Regions from separate parts of the Mus musculus genome. Here region 2 is linked to region 1. A link is a loop called in an ENCODE intact Hi-C map of the cell type or tissue named here. Cell type or tissue: left cerebral cortex. All regions are shown on one strand. Links, peaks and the distances in the headings refer to the core of each region. The heading gives the core; the rest is flanking DNA.

The links. Peaks named below come from ENCODE experiments on the same cell type or tissue, not always from the same donor. Only the 100,000 strongest peaks of a DNase experiment are listed, where the experiment ranks them.
Region 2: it touches region 1 in a loop (3-fold over the local background); 3 of 42 quality-filtered maps call a loop at or near these places.

What each region holds. Positions count from the first base shown.
Region 1 is chrX:164,267,754-164,270,668 of GRCm38, forward strand. Pir (pirin) reads left to right here and starts at 1,678. Exons shown (of 10, transcript NM_027153.3): 1 at 1,678-1,924. In left cerebral cortex, for the core only: a CTCF peak has its summit at 1,631 (motif pointing left); DNase peaks (open chromatin) are centred at 1,652, 2,027 and 2,298; H3K4me3 peaks cover 916 bases; H3K27ac peaks cover 861 bases.
Region 2 is chrX:164,203,533-164,206,447 of GRCm38, forward strand. It overlaps Bmx (BMX non-receptor tyrosine kinase), which reads right to left. Exons shown (of 19, transcript NM_009759.4): 15 at 1,636-1,852. Among named protein-coding and RNA genes, the nearest start is that of Bmx, 53 kb to the right of the region's middle. In left cerebral cortex, for the core only: no CTCF peak of the experiment used is centred there; no DNase peak of the experiment used is centred there.

The sequences.
Region 1 (2,915 bases), core at 125-2,624:
GTGCCAGCCAGGGTGTTCATACTTCTGTTTTATGTGGAAACTATTTCAGAAATAATTACAGATGGGAAGTACCAATACCTTATTAGTCCACAGCAGTTTGAAGTTTGCATGCATAATCTGTTAGTCTTGAATTGCTGAAGGTAGGCAGAGTCAGTTTGAACCCCACTGATATGAAAAGCTCAGGGAAAAGAGTTAAAAAACAGAATTTATTGTGAATGCGTTTTAATATAGATTTGGGTATCGGCATTAAGGAAGACAGATAGCCATTTCAAGAAAAGACTATATACACCCAAGTGTGGCCATGAATTGAGGCAGGGAGGGGAGAGTGCAACTTTATGAATTTGCATGTCATCCTTGTACAAAGGCCATGATATTTTCCTCTCTACTGTTCCCATTTTTAGTGTGTTCTGCCCAATTGAGCACCAAGGAAAAGTCTTTGTTCTTCCACTTCCCCATTCTTCTACAGCAGAAATCTGTAGTCTGAAAGGTAAGAATGCCTTTTCACATCTTGAGGTTGAAGAGCTTGGGGATCTAGCTCAGTTGGTAGATTGCTTGCCTAGAATACACAAAGCCCCGGGTTCAGTCTCCAGCACCATGTAAAACTGGGCACGCTGGTGAATGCTTCACTGTAACCCTAACACTTGGGAACTGTGGGAAGGAAAGTCAGAAGTTCAAGGTTATCCTAGGCTCTCTAGGGAGGTAAGACCAGCCGGGGATATGGGGAACCATGCCCCCCAAAAACCAGCTGAAATATAAAGTCAAAAGAAGACTTTCATGACAGCTGAGAATTGTACGAATTCAAAACATAATCTTATGAATTCTAATTTCATTATCCAAAATCAAATTTTTATTAAAACACAGCCACCACACTCAGCAGGCGTTGTCTCTGGCTGTTTCTGGCTACAAAAGCAAATGGGAGCAGTCTCCACGGAAGACCCACAGAGCTGGAAAGTAAAAAGACATTTACTGTTTATTCCTTTTCAGTTTCCCAGGCTCGTAGTTTTGTTTTTGTTTTGTTTTTTTTAAAGAGGCATCACTTTCACTCTTTTTCCAAGAAAAGACAATGAACTTCCGGGTATCTAAAGAACATTGCGTATGGTAGCCTGTCTTCTGATTAAAAGTCCTAGGAAAACTAGATTGCTTCCTGGCTGTGGACAAACCCTCACCTCCTGAGGCTAACTCTCTAAGGCCTGCTCTTGAAGCCCAACAAAACTCAAGCCCTTCTATGATTCCCTATTAGAGTGTGCCTTCTCTTTCAGCAGGAACAGAGATTCTTTGGTTCTTACATCTGCTCTGCCTCTGCCCCATTCTCATTGGCAAACAGCAAGAAGCGTATTTATTTATGAGAGATAACTGTGTAGTACCTATGCGGAGACATGCTCATTTCATTCTCATTACAGCCTTACAGTCTTGGTCCTGTCAGCTTTACCACGCTCATTTCACTGGGGATAATGCATAGAGAGGCTGAGTCACTCCCCCAAACGGGACAAGTGGTTAGAAAACATTCTTGCTCATACGAAGCGTTGGGTGACAAGATGACTTGAGTGAGGACAGGTTTTCCAAGAGATTCTAAGGGGCTGCAGAGCACTTGAGTGTCCCATACATTCCTGGGAGGCGGGCAGCGCGCCCCCAAGAGGCCGGGGTGCGCATCACTCTTTGGACCGACTTTCAAAAGGCAGATCCAGAGAGCCATGGGGCGGAGTCAGAGAATCCAAACCCAGGGTAAATAAAGGGTGTGTCCCCCGGTCCAAGGCCCCTGAGACCTAGAGACTCCCGCCTTCTGGAGGCCCGCAACAAAGCGCTGAGTCACGCTGACTGACGGCTGGCGCTCCGCAAACCTGTCCTCCCTTTGCTGTGTCCCTGCCGCTGTGGAGTCTAGGCACCTCCGACTGTGGCCTCCCTCCTGGGCCTGCGCTACTGCCCAGTGAGTGGCCTGGGGAACTCAGCCCTCGTGAGAGTGGTGTGTGTATGTGTGTGTGTGTGTGTTGGGGGTGGGAGGAATGCTCCGACCAGTTTTCATGATGCTGTCTTTCCCAGCTCACTACTGGGGCTCGGAGGGGAGCTGAGGGAGGGAAATGCTTAAATAGCCACCACGATTTGAGATGATAGCTTGGTTTTTCTCTTGGCAACACACTGCAATTAGTTAACTGCTTTATCCTTGTTCCTGTGTATAGGGCCTAAATGTGGGAGTCTGGAAGAAGCCAGAAAAATTAGGTGGAGGCAAAACTACTTACTAGTCGCTTATGTGTGGATGATTACGGGGCTGGACTCAGAAGTTCATTTCTGTCTCCCACATTTCATGGCCCAATAGATGCATGTTGTTTGCCTGCTAGAGAGGATCCGTTTTAGGATCTGCCTTCACAAACTGAAGGGTGCTTCTATGTTGAGTCCCTATAAAGAACAGCAGCTCACTTTCTTACAGCCCTATTTACATCCTTTGAGGCAGACGCTTCTTAATCCCATTGTATAGATGGAAAAGCTGAGACACACAGCATCCCAAATGAAAGCAGCCTGGAATGTGGCAAAACTGAGATGTAAATCTGAGGTGTCCAGTTCCAGAATCTGCCTGTTATTAAAGTGCTTCTCTTAGTTTAAGGAATCTTTGAAGGATTGGTTAGAGTTCATATGGTGATCAGATCTGGGGCTTGGAATTACTTGTCTGCAAACACCTGAAGTTAGAAGTGTGTGTGTGTGTGTGTGTGGGGGGGGGTGATTGTATTTGTTGTGTGATATTTCCTTGGTTAGGACTTAGACTTCAATCAATAATGGAACACTTTTGAATAATAAATGTAGTATATGTGTTGTTCCTGAATCATCGGTTCCATTGCCTGGGGTACTTCATAAATGGTTTGTCTGTGCTTTAGAGGACTTTATTAAGAAGTTCAAAGATTTCTTGCCTAAAAAATTACCTGCAC
Region 2 (2,915 bases), core at 211-2,710, 64 kb before region 1:
GACTGCCCCACACAGTCCATCCCATATACAACCACCAAACCCAGACACTATTGCATATGCCAGCAAGATTTAGCTGACAGGACCCTGATATAGTTGTCTCTTGTGAGGCTATGCCAGTGCCTGGAAAATACAGAAGTGGATGCTCACACTCATCTGTTGGGTGGAACACAGGGCCCGTAATGAAGGAGCTAGAGAAAGTACCCAAGGAGCTAAAGGGTCTACAACCCTATAGGAGGAACAATAATATGAACTAACCAGTACCCCCCCCCCCCCCGCCCCAGAGCTGTGTCTCTAGTTGCATATGAAGCAGAGGATGGCCTAGTCGGCCATCAATGGGAGGAGAGGCCCTTGGTCTTGCGAAGATCATATGCCCCAGTACAGGGGAATGCCAGAAAGTGGGAGTGGGTGGGTTGGGGAGCAGGGCAGGGGGAGGGTATAGGGGGCTTTGGGGATAGCATTTGAAATGTAAATGAAGAAAATATCTAATAAAAAAGAAAATAAAAGTTTCCATTTTTTCCAAAAAACGCATGTTCACCCAAGCATCTGAACTACTTGAAAATATACTTGAACACAGAATCTCAGCTTATAAACATTTGCTGAAAGGACCCTGATATAGCTGTCTCTTGTGAGACTAGGCCAGGGCCTAGCAAACACAGAAGTGGATGCTCACAGTCAGCTATTGGATGGAGCACAGCGCCCCCAATGGAGGAGCTAGAGAAAGTATCCAAGGAGCTAAAGAGATCTGCAACCCTGTAGGTGCAACAACATTATGAACTAACCAGTACCCCGGAGCTCTTGACTCTAGCTGCATATGTATCAAAAGATGGCCTAGTCGGCCATCACTGCAAAGAGAGGCCCATTGGACTTGCAAACTTTATATGCCCCAGTACAGGGGAAGGCCAGGGCCAAAAAGGGGGAGTGGGTGGGTAGGGGAGTGGGGGGGGGAGGGTATGGGGGACTTTTGGGATAGCATTGGAAATGTAATTGAGGAAAATACCTAATAAAAATATTTAAAAAAAAGAAAATATCTAATAAAAAATAATTAAAAAAAAGAAACAAAAAAAAATCTCAGCTTATCAAGGACTTCCACTAGATCCTGTGCATTCCCAGATGCTTGGAAGTCATGCAAGGCTTATGGGATGTATTGGCCTGCTATGAGCAGTGTGCTTGGCCTCAGCAGAAGGAGGTCTCTAAAGCTGAAGACCAGCGAGTACCAAACAATACTCAGAACTCCTGCCCCAACCCAAACACACACTTTCTTTCTGCCCCATCCCCCTCTTTGACTTTTTAGTTACTGTATCAAGTCACTGCTTTCCCAGTAGGCTCTCAGAGTCAACTTCAGTTCAGTGGTTTTGAGAAACACTAAATTTGCCTGAGTCATTCCGTTTGTGCTTCACATCACAGCACGGGTAGCTATGGAGAGCCTCATGACTTATTTTGCTCTGATGGCTCTATACGTCTTTCAAATATTGTATTCTACAATTGTGATATTTTTATTACAAACCCATCACATGCTTACAGGAGTCACAATGTGCAAAGTAAAGTGAAGGCCTCCTCTTTGTCAGACCTCCCAGCAGCCCTGTCCCTGGAGGAGGGAATGGTGGGTTATGTTTTTCTCTCCTCTCATGAGCTTACCAAATCTCGATGTATGAACTGATGGCTCTCCAAGAAGGCCATGCCTTCACAGACATCATAACACATTTCTAAGAGCTGGCAACTTTCTAGTCCTTTCCCATGACTCTTCAGGTAATTAAGCAAGCAACCATTTGTTATATACTCAGTTACTATATAGATGGGGTATTTCTTTGAGCATACTCCGTAGAACTTCACCAGCTTGGGATGGCTGAGTTTCCTGAAAAAGAATCGATTTGACAAGTTCATTTACGAGATGTCCCAAGCAGAAGAAAAAGAGAGGGGGGGAGGGAGAGGGAGAGGGAGAGGGAGAGGGGGAGGGGGAGGGGAGGGGGAGAGGGGAGGGGGAGGGGGAGGGGGAGGGGGAGGGAGAGGGAGAGGGAGAGGGAGAGGGAGAGGGAGAGGGATGTCAGGGAGCTTTGGATCTTGTTTTGGGAAACAATAATGTTTGAAGGCAGGAAAGAAAACAGATCTCAGCCTCAGATCTGAGACTGGTGAATCTCACAGCCACTCAGCAGTGCTCTCAGCCTGGAGATACTGCATTCAGCTTGTCTCCCAAGAATCAGAGTAGTGTTATGTGTAGACAAAATATATTAATTTGAAGGGTGTATGTAACATAAAAATGGTTGCTCTTTGTGGAAGTGAGACTACATATAATCCTTTGTTTATATCTCTTCTTTTGTTCTCTCTCCTTTTGATTTTAAAAAAGTGTTCATTTGTGTGTGTGTGCATGCATGCATGCATGTACACACTTATGAATGTGCACATGCATGTATATTTTTCTGTGGTGCCCAGAGGACAACCTCAGGTGTCATCTTCAGAAAGGCTACCACGCTCCTTTTGGGCAGAGTCTTTCACTTGTCTGAAGCTTGCCCAGCAGCATACACTGACTGAGCAGTGAGCCCCAGGGGTGCTACTGTCTCCACCTCCACAGAGCATGGATTAATTTTACAGATTATTTATAACACACTTTGGTGACAAAATACACTTTAATATTTCACCAGGAGACACCACTATGTCATATACCAAGAAAGTTTTTGTTTTTAATTTTATGTTCTATGAAAGGGGGACACCAAGGGGCTTTCTTTGGCTTTATATACCAGTCTAGTTACATAGGACAGAACTATCTGTGTAATTTGCAAGTTCCTTGAAAAAAATGAGAATAGGAAAAAAAACAATTGTTCACAACTTAATTTGAGTTACACGTGATAGCTCATGACTGGATTTTCTGCACTTAGGAGGGTGAGCTGGGGTTCTTGCTGTCATTTTAAGGCTAAGTTGGG